Linked DNA regions of Mus musculus: region 1 is linked to region 2. A link is a loop called in an ENCODE intact Hi-C map of the cell type or tissue named here. Cell type or tissue: left cerebral cortex. All regions are shown on one strand. Each heading gives the region's core, and the rest is flanking DNA. Links, peaks and the distances in the headings are about the cores only. Region 1 has its middle 140 kb from the start of Rai2. Region 2 has its middle 53 kb from the start of Gm36049.

The links. A loop is a pair of places that touch in the nucleus more often than their neighbours do. Peaks named below come from ENCODE experiments on the same cell type or tissue, not always from the same donor. Only the 100,000 strongest peaks of a DNase experiment are listed, where the experiment ranks them.
Region 1: a loop joins it to region 2, with 3.0 times the contacts of the local background. A loop is called at or near these places in 4 of 42 quality-filtered maps.

Annotation. Positions count from the first base shown.
Region 1 is chrX:161,570,111-161,575,494 of GRCm38, reverse strand. No RefSeq gene overlaps it. Among named protein-coding and RNA genes, the nearest start is that of Rai2, 140 kb to the left of the region's middle. In left cerebral cortex, for the core only: no CTCF peak of the experiment used is centred there; a DNase peak (open chromatin) is centred at 2,672.
Region 2 is chrX:161,408,049-161,413,432 of GRCm38, reverse strand. No RefSeq gene overlaps it. Among named protein-coding and RNA genes, the nearest start is that of Gm36049, 53 kb to the right of the region's middle. In left cerebral cortex, for the core only: no CTCF peak of the experiment used is centred there; a DNase peak (open chromatin) is centred at 2,088.

The DNA.
Region 1 (5,384 bases), core at 214-5,213, 160 kb before region 2:
TTCATTCTTCTGCAGGACAGGAACTGTCTTAGTTCTAAGTTCTTTCTAGCTGACATGGGGCAAAACAAAGTGTAGATAGTCAGTGCATAACTGGCAAAAGAACAATGGGAAGGCACAAAAGAGAAATCATCTCACTGAAGGAAGTCCCAGAGACACAAGGGCAGCTAGTTCTTTCATTCATTTTTCATATGTTAAGAGTAATTTATGAAGTTTTAATAAGATATCAGAATTATACATTAAAATTTCAGAACATTATCAGAACGAGTACATTTACAAAACCATAAAACACCTTTAAAACCTGATTATATAAATTTGTTTTCTAAGGACATGTAGAGTGGTATATGCCTATTCTTTCCTTAGGTGCCATAGATTCATTCTCTTTTCTTTCTTCCTTTCTTTTCGAGAGAAAAGTCTGGTTTGGGTCTGGAACTTGCCAGGTGGGCTGGGCTTGCTGGCCAGTGAATCCCAGGAATCGCCTTGTCTCTGCCTACCCAGTACTGGTATTGGTTTTGTGAACCTAAATCATGTTCTCATGGTTACAAAGTGAGTAGTTCATCAATTAAACCATCTCCTTAGCCTGCCTTTGGCTCTTTCTAACAAGTGCATAAAGTCCTATCCAAAACTGTTCCTGTCTAAAAGAATATGTGATAAAATATAGAGCTGAGATTGAAGGAAAGGCCATCCAGTAACTGGCCTAACTTGGAATCCATCCCTCAGGCAGGCACCAAACCCTGACACTATTACTGATGTTATGTTGTACTTGCAGATATGGCTGTCCTCTGAGAGGTTCTACCAGCAGTTGACTGAGACAGATGCAGATACTCACAGCCAGGCATTGGACTAAGGTTGGGGACCCCCATGGAAGAGTTAGGGGCAGGATTGAAGGAGCCTAAGGAGATAGCAACTCCATAGGAAGACCAACAGTATCAAATAACTGGACCCCTCAGAGACCCCAACAAAGAGTATACATAGGCTGCTTTGAGGCCCCTGGCATATATGTAGCAGAGGGCTGCCTTGTCTGGCCTTAGTGTGAGAGGATGCACCTGATCCTGTAAAGATGTGATGCCTCAGGGTAGGGGATACCTTGGGGAGCACCCTCTCAGAGTTGAAGGGGCAGGGGCATGGGGGAAGAACTCTGTGAGGGAAGATCAGGAGGTGGGGCAACATTTGGGATGTAAATTGAAAAAATAATTTTAAAAAAGACCTCCCAATGAAAAACAACTAAAACTAATTCTTTATTGTAGTGCTGGAGATTGAGCCTAGGTTTCTACGTCTGCTAGGTAAGTACTTAACCACTGAGCTAAAACATCATCCTCCTAAAAAGTAATTCTTTATGCAGAAACCCCAGGACAGTAGGAATTTGCCATCCCCAAATTAGTATTTGGGAAATAATAGTCACTCAAACTTTTGACAGTTGGAGATCTCATGTAGCATCTTGTCCATCCCACCAATTAACAGAGGGAGGGGCTATGACAGGTAACATTTACTGGGGACAAACTCTGCCCTAGTACCAATATTACTTTACTATAGCTGTGCAACATGCAGATACAATAGAATCATTGGTGTGATTTCTAGGATTAAAAAGCTCAGAGAGAATCACTAATTTTCACATGCTCACATATATAAAAAAATATGAACTACAGATTTGAACCTGGTGTCTACCACAAGTCTAACAATTGCATTCCTAATGACATGCCTGTATTCTGCCATCCAACCTGTCTTCCCAGTTTACTCATAGTGCTAGTGGGTAGACTATTCAGAAGAGGACCTAATCCATGCTTGAAATTGAGCAAGTAATGATACAGATCAAGTTAAAGTGAGGCCTGGTTAAACTAAGTTTTAGTAAAAGTTATTCAGAGCAAAGATGCTTATAGGCTCCAAGAGTGGTCCTTTGTAAGGAGCACTGCATTTTGAGTGAACTAGGACCATGGTGGTGTAAGTGACAAGAACTATTGTAGGTGTGACTCAACAATTTTTAGGCCCAGACTTGAAAGCAATCTCCCAAAGTTCAAACTGGAATTTTTTTTCCTCCTCACTTAACCTATTTATGCCTTAGTTTTCATGCTTCGGAGATAATAATCATATATTTGATAAGGTTTATATGAATGGACATTATGACAAATAAGCATAAGCATTCTAAACAGTTTATGACATATAGTTAATTCTTTATGAGGACTCAACAATATCACCACAACATAATAACTTCCAGGTCCTAACATTGTCTATGACACATGGTTCAATAGATACTTATTGAATAAACGAAGAGAAACATATTAGTAGTTTTAATAGTATTCATCTGTTCTTCATTCTCTCTAAAAAAAAAAAAAACAAGAAAAAAAATCAAGTTCTCCTTTACCTTATATATTTCCATATGTTGACGCTTGATTCTGTGGTTATTAAAACCACTTTTCCTTGGCAAAGCATAAAGGAGCCTGAGGACCAGCTGTTTCCCAGTTTGTTGCTTTCTGGGGCCCATTCTACTAAGGAAGTAACATCTGAATGCTGTGGAAAGCAAAGTCTCAGTTATAAGTTCCAAAAATCCACTTCCAACTTGAAGAGACAACAAGCTTGGATTACAGAACTGACTAAAAGCTGCTGGGATGACTTCAAGCAGATGTGACTCAGGCATTCAAAGGACATCATCACAACTTGATGCTATATTTTGCCTGTGCTTTACTAAAAGATTGTTCAGATCTTAAGCAGTTCAGTCCTTAACTGGGTCATGCATCCCAGTTTTAGACCTAGTTGAATCAATTTGGAATCATGTTTTTACCCTTGAACCAATCACTGCAGCTCTAAATATGAACACAAGAACTATGGAATTCATGGGTCCTTTCCCTTGATGCTAAGGAAAACAGCCAGCCTTAGACATTTTTAAATGACCTAAATCTGGATGCCATTACCCTGGGAAGAGAAGGTGAACTGGGCAGGTACTCACTACAAATGGTCATGAGGTAGTAATAGGCAGTCTATACTACCTTCCTCAATGATGTAGCAAATATGTGGTCCCTCTACGCTTGTGTCACAACCCTCAAAAATCTCTCCAGTTTGAAGGGAATGGTTTGTCAGCTTTTTTAGCTCCACCTTCAGCCCAAAATGAAATTTGTATCAGGAAGTAGTAGACATAGGAATTGAAACAAATATTACACCATGTGGCAGTTCATCTTCACTACCTATCACACACTTTAAGGGTTTCTCTAGTTTATCCTATTACATTGTTTAAATGTAATCTATTCTATTTTATTCCTTTCTTTCAATTCCACTGTGTTGTGATTTTTGTCAGAGCAATGCTAGCTAGCTACACGCTGAAAGAAACAGCCTCTAAATCTCAGTGACATCACAAACTAAAAGCCATGTCCTAGCCCAGTGCAGCCCAGAGAGCTTGGCAGGCAGCTTTCCTTTCTCTCCAGAACAAAAGTGAAGAGGGTAGAAAGGAAAGAGCGGGGAGGAAAGGATGAAAAGAGGAAAGTAATGATGTCACTATGTAACAGGCCTTCCTTAAACTCTCAGGATGGCTTCACACTCACAATTATCTTCCCCTCTTAACATCTCAAGTACTAGGTTTATAAGCACACACTACCTCACCAAGCTTAACTCCTGTAGCTTTTATGGTCAGACTTGGCAATGATGTATATCACTTTGCCTCCTCTCCATTAGTCACATTCGACTACAAGAGCTATGGGAAAACATGCTCTGAGCCCTTAGGAGGGAGCACTAGAATTGTTGTGCATCTAGGCAGTGTATGCCACATTGCTCTACTCTAGTTTGTTAAGGAAAAGAAAAGGATGGTTCTTGCTCACTGAATGAATTCCAGGACGTTCTAGTGGCTGCAGTTCTCTACTGTGAAAAATATGACCTTTTAGTCTACTTTGGTCTTTTGACCTTGTGCACTAGCCTTTCTTTGTTTCCTTTGTTCTGTTCTCATTTGTCTGACATGGCACCTGACTTATCCTTCGTCCCTAGAAAGGAGAAAATAATCACCTACTCCCTTACTCACTTATATGTTCCTGACTCTGCCTAAGAATCCTGAACCCATTAGGCCAGACCTTGCCTCCTGTAGAACCATGATTCCTTAGTGCTACTTCATGCCACCCTTCTCTCTCTCTCTCTCTCTCTCTCTCTCTCTCTCTCTCTCTCTCTCTCTCTCATATCTCCCCTGTTTACTTCCTTACCCCTCCCAGCCCTAGGGCTTGTGAGAACACAAAGTAAATGAGTCCAGGTTCAATAAGCTGCATATATTTTCGGTCTCTGCCCTAGGCAGGCTCCAGCATCTGGCTAGGTCAGAACTGAGATAATGAAGGTAACCAGGCAGATAATATGAGAGCTCTTTGGCCCTGCTACTATGGTGAGTGACTAGAAGATCTGACGCAGGCAACATTTTTATCTCTGCAATCGGCCTTGGAGTTCATTATCTAAAAAGCTTTGGCTATTAGCACAATAACAAATCTGTTACCACAGAAGAGAGCTTTTACTTTAAAACTAAGTGAGGTAGAAACTAGAACCTTGAGTTCCTTGGTTAAAAGCCTTTTTTGTTCTGGAAGAATTATGTTTACTGTCATTCAAGTTGATAAACATTTTTTTTAAAGAATCCTAGTGCTCAACATGTACTAGACACTCTTCTGGGTGCTTCTAAATATTAATCCATTTAAGAATCCGAGTTGGCCATGGCAGTTCATGCCTTTAACGCCAGAACTCAGAGACAGACACAGACACAGAGGCAGATGGATTTCCCTGGGTTTGAAATAAGCATCATATACATAAAGAGTTTCAGGCCAACTGAGGCTATAGAGTGGGATTCTGTCTCAATTTTTTAAAAAAGAAAATTTAAAAGAATAGTCACACAAACTTGGAGGTGAGATGATTCAACCACAAACACATCACACACACACACACACGCACACACTAAATAAATATAATTTAAAAATTAAAATCACCAAACATCTATAGATAAGGTTACCCAAGTGTGGTAGTTTGGCTTCACATGCTGCTAAATTGTGAGAAATTTTGTAAGCCAGTTGTGAACCATGGTCATTCCTAAAATCAATCATTTAAACAGGTGACAGCTGTGAACAACCCAGCAGTTCTTAGGTTCTCTGCTTCATTTTCTTGTTGTCCTCTGCTTGAGAGTGTCTATGTCATCTGAACAGTAGAAATAATGGACGACAAAGGACTTCTGTGTACATGTCTGATTCTTGGATACTCAGTATCAGATTTTCCAGGGCCCCAGTGGCTCTCATTCATTCCCAAGCCAACTTCTCCATTCCTCTTTGCAACTTTCAAGCTGTAATACCCATCCTCCTGCCTGCCTGCCTGCCTGCCTGCCTGCCTGCCTGCCTGCCTGCCTCTCTCAGATGTCAGTCATTAAGACCTGAGGCCAAAAAGAT
Region 2 (5,384 bases), core at 127-5,126:
CTCCATCTGCCACCTGCCATTGGATAGAATTAGATTATTATTTGCATATTCATGTTTATCGGCTCTATGGAAAGCAACCAAAGTGGGAAAGTTCTGGTTCTTGCCTTAGAAAGGAATATTCTGGTCAAAGTAACCAGGATCAGACCATGGGAAAGTTGGAACTCTTAGGGATCTAGTTCAAACTCTATACAGAAGTGAGTGCTCTCATCCTACTCACTCTTCTATTGCTGTGAAGAGGCACAATGACCAAGGCAACTCTTGAAAAGAAAGCATTTAGTTGGGGACTTGCTTACAGCTTCAGAGGCTTAGCCCATGGGAAGCATGCATGTCTTGAGCTTGGTTTTCAGAAGTCTCTAAAGAAACCCAAGGACAAAGGGGAAACAAAAACAAGCACACAAGAGACTATTGAAACCTTTAAAATGTGTGGCCCTAATAAATAGTAGTCACATAAACATAATGCTTCATACTAATGACCTCAGCAGGTTTTTTGTTTTTGTTTGTTGTTATTGTTTTTGTTTGCTTTTTATCTTCTACATCATGTCTGGCCTTCAACAAAAGATCATGTTTACTGTTCTCCATCTAAATACTTTGCAGATCAATATCTTTACAAGTACTTAATATCAATAATAGCTAAATATAATGGTACATATATTCCTGAAGGCTGAAGCAAATGAATTGCAAGTTTGAGACTAGCCTTGGATACATAATGAGACTTTTTTGTTTCTTTGTTTCATTAATTTACATTCTAAATGTTGGCCCCCTTCAGGATCCCCCTCCAAGAGTTCTTCACACAACTCCCCTCCCTTTTGCCTCTGAGAGGGTGCTCTCCACACCCCACCACCTTCCCACTCCCCTCACCCACTCACTCATCCCCGGATCAACCCCACCCCCACATCCCCCTTCCCTAGGCATCAAGTCTCTACAGGATTAGGCACATCCTCTCCCAATAAGAGAGGCAGACCTCTGCTTCGTATGTGCCTGGGGCCTCAGGCCAATGTATACTCTTTTGGTTGGTGGTTTAGTCTCTGGAAGCTCCCAGGAGTCCAGGTTACTTGACACTCTTGGTCTTCCTATGGGGTTGCCTGGCTCTTCAGCTCCTTCAATCCTTCCCCTAACTCTTCAATAGGGGTCCTGACTTTAGTCCAATGATTGACTGTGAGTATCTGCATCTGTATTAGTCAGGTGCTGGCAGTCTTTTGGGGGACAACCATACCAGGCTCCTGTTTGCAAGCACATCTTGGGCATTAGCAATAGTGTTGGAGTTTGGTGTCTGCAGATGGGATGGATCCCAAGGTGGAGAGGTCTCTGGATGGCTCTGCTCCATTTTTATCCCTATATTATTTTAGTCAGGAACAATTCTGGGTCAAAAATTTTGAAGGCAGTTTTGTGACTTCATTCATCCACTGGATGCCCTGTGTATCTACTGGAGGTTGTCTCTTCAGGTTCCATCTCCTCACTGTTAAGCATTTCAGCTAAGACTACCCCCATTGGGTCCAGGTCTCTAGGACTTTGTAGAGGTTCCCTCTGCCCCCACTCCCACAACTGCATATTTCCATTCATTCTCCTGACCCCTCTCTGGGCTTCTCTCCTGTTTCCCCCCATACATACTCCTGCCCCCTCTTTCCCCTTCCTCTTCCTCTCCCATTCAGGTGACTTCCTGCCTTTGCAGCCCATAATTATTTTGCTCCCTCTTCTAAGTGGGATTGAAGCATCCTCACTTGGGCCTTCATTCTTATTAAACTTCTTACAGTCTCTTGGTTTGTATCACAGATATTCTGTACTTTTTGACTAATATCCATGAGTACATACCATTCATGTACTTTTGGGTTTTGGTTACCTCACTCAGAATGAGATTTTCTAGTTCCATTCATTTGCCTGCAAAATTCCTGATGTCCTCATTTTTAATAGCTAAATAGTATTCCATTGTGTAAACGAACCACATTTTCTTAAAACAACCACAAAATAAGCTGAAAAGATGGCTTGCTGGTTAAAAGTACTATTTGCTATTCCTGTGGATTTATTTTTTTATTCTCAGCACCCACACAATGACTCACAACTGTCTATAACTCTGGTCCAGCACTCTCTTCTAGTTTCCATGGGTACCAGCCACACATGGGATGAACAACCATATGTTCAGGCAAAGCACCAACACACCAGTTTAAGAAAAAAGAATCACAAAAGAGAAAGATAGAACCATAATACATAGCTGTGAAATACAACTGCAAATAATTTATAAACCCATGCATGAAAGCATGTTCAGCTTTCAACTAATAGAGAGATGTAAGTTAATACAAGAAATTTGCTTTACTTTTTATTTTGGTAAATAATATTTAGACTCAATCCTACCATATTTGGTGAGGTGAACAATTTCAGTACATTCTTCAAGTGGTAATGTTTCCTAGCAAGTAATTTGTCAGTTTGGATCAATTACCTTTGAAAATAATTATAAACTTCTCCTGAGTATACTAAGAATTATCTTGATCCATAATGCCAATGAGTACATAATGATGAATGCACCTGGATTGTCTGCCCAGCTCTGACTATAATAGTCCTCTAGTGGGAATAGCCAGAGAGATGGCTAAGTGGAAGCACATTTATTTAATAAAGTCATAAGTATCCATGAAAGAATCTATTTTCAAGGAACATATGTCCGTATGAGAAAATGTTCAGAACATAATGGGGAAAGAAGGCTATAAAAATGTATACTTCACATCCTAATTTTATAGTGAATGTATGGAGGAAAGCAATGAAGAAAGGTTAATAGCAGTCTCCGTAGCAAAATTATGGGCAGCTTCTGGTTTCTCTTTTGTTCTTTTCAGTGTATTCCCCATGTTTTCTGAAATAAAAAGGGTTTATGTTTATAATCAAGAATAAAATAACTGGAATGTTCTAGTCATTTGTAACTTGACTACATTGCTGCTAGAGGGAAATTCTGCCTTGATTATTTGTAAAGTAGAGCATGTTTATGTCAGACTTTGGAGAGTCTCTGTGCATTAAGGACTGACTCAGATAGCCAGACAGGCCTAGGTGACTTCCAAACTCATTGTCTCTCATTACCAGTCCTGTCTGTAAAACAACTTAGAAGTTGGAATATTTTTAAGACATAAGACTCCTCAAAACCACTTTATTGGTAGCTGCATAGTCAACACTGCAGAAAAAGTGACAGCAAAGGAAAATAGGGAAACAACACCCTTTACAATAAAAGAACTTTGGAAGGTATCACCATCCCTGCTTTCAAGCTGTATTACAGAGCAGTAGTACTAAAAACCACATGGTATTGGCATTAAAATAGACAGGTTGTTCAACAGAATCAAACTGAATATCTAAGGCACTAAGTTCTACAACTGAAAAATGGGACCCCATGAAACTGCAAAGGAAACAGACAATAGGGAAAATGGCAGCCTATAGAATGGGAAAAGATCTTTACCAACCCTACAACTGAGTCAAGATAGAGACCTGGGACAGGGGAGGCTCCTGGATAGTGTGGTGACCCCAGTTGAGACTACTAGCAGCAGGGGGATATAGAGTCTGAGGTATCCAACTCCTGTAGCCAGGCAGGACTTCTAGTGGAGGGAGGGAGACATCAGCCCACTCACAAAACCTTCTACCTTAAATTTGACCTGTCTACAAGATGTGCAGGAATAAAGATGGAGCAGAGGGAATGATTGAGGGAATGGCCAACCAATAACTAGCCCAACTTGAGACTCATCCCATGGGCAGGAACTAGTACCTGACACTATTATTGGTGCTCTGTTATGCTTGTAGACAGAGAAGTCTTGTAAGCTTGTCATCTGAGAGGCTCCACCCAGCACCCAACAGAAACAGATGCAAAGACCCATAGCCAAAGCTTAGGCTGAGCTCAGGGAATCTTGTGGAAGACTCAAAGGAAAGATTGCTGCCCAGAGGAGATAGGCACTCCACAGAAAGACCAACAGAATCAACTAACCTGGACCCTTGGGGCTCTCAGAGACTAAACTACTAACCAAATAGCATACACAGCTGGACCTAGGCCTTCCTTGCACATATGTAGCAGATGTGCAGCTTGGCCTGCATGTGGGTCCTCTAACAATTGGAGCAGGAGCTGTCTTTGACTAGGCCTCTGATGTAGCAAGCTGTGCCAGGGTGGGTTAGAATGGGGATGCTCCTTACTCTGAGGAGAAGGGGAGAGGGTGACACTGTGAGGAAAAGCGGGAGGGGGCTGTGATCAAGAAAGAAAGAAAGAAAGAAAGAAAGAAAGAAAGAAAGAAAGAAAGAAAGAAAGGAAGGAAGGAAGGAAGGAAGGAAGGAAGGAAGGAAGAAGGGAGGGAGGGAGGGAGGGAGGGAGGGAGGGAGGGAGGGAGGGAGGGAGGAAGGAAGAAAGGAAGGAAGGAAGGAAGGAAGGAAGGAAGGAAGGAAGGAAGGAAGAAATAAAGAAAGAAGGAAAGAAGCAAAGGAAAGAAAGAATGAGAGAAGAGAAGAGAAGAGAAGAGAAGAGAAGAGAAGAGAAGAGAAGAGAAGAGAAGAGAAGAGAAGAGAAGAGAGGGGGAGGGGAAGGGAGGGGAGGGGAGGGGAGGGGAGGGGAGGGGAGGGGAGGAGAGGAGAGGAGAGGAGAGGAGAGGAGAGGAGAGGAGAGGAGAGGAGAGGAGAGGAGAGGAGAGGAGAGGAGAGGAGAGGAGAGAAGAGAAGAGAAGAGAAGAGAAGAGAAGAGAAGAGAAGAGAAGAGAAGAGAAGAGAAGAGAAGAGAAGAGAAGAGAAGAGAAGAGAAGAGAAGAGAAGAGAAAAGATGCAGTTGAGCCAAGTCTGGAGGTATAGATCAATAATCTCAGCTCCCCAGGCAGGTAAGGCAGAAAGATGGCAAATTCCAGGCCTGCTTTGGCTACAGAGTGAAGTTAATGTCAGCCTTAGCAAATTGGTGAAACCCTAGCTCAGATGTTAAAAATACAAAAGGGCTCAGCAGTAGGACATTTATACAGCATGTGTGAGGTCCTAGGTTTCACACCAGTACTGAGGAAAAATGCATCTGATTTGAGAGATTTGAGCAAGCACTTCCCTCTTTGCATAAGCTCCCTGATCATTGCCAACCTCTGCCCACCATACACCCTCCTCTTTAAATACACTCATCAGTGGCAGGGTCATTAGGGAGAAAAGCGATGAAGAGGAAATGATTATAAAAGTTACATCTGCTATTCAGGCAGCTGTTATCTTTCCTCGTTAGGACAATCAATCATTTTCAACATCATTTCTGTAACCAGGAAAAAGCTTCATTTATTCGAAGACTAAAGAGCAGGAGGAGGGGAATTAATTCCCATAGGTCTTTAGCTGATAGGATTAAAAAAAATCTTCTGTCCTCACCAATGACCTAATTAAGCTTTCAGAAAATGGTAAACCCACAGCTCCTCTGTCTC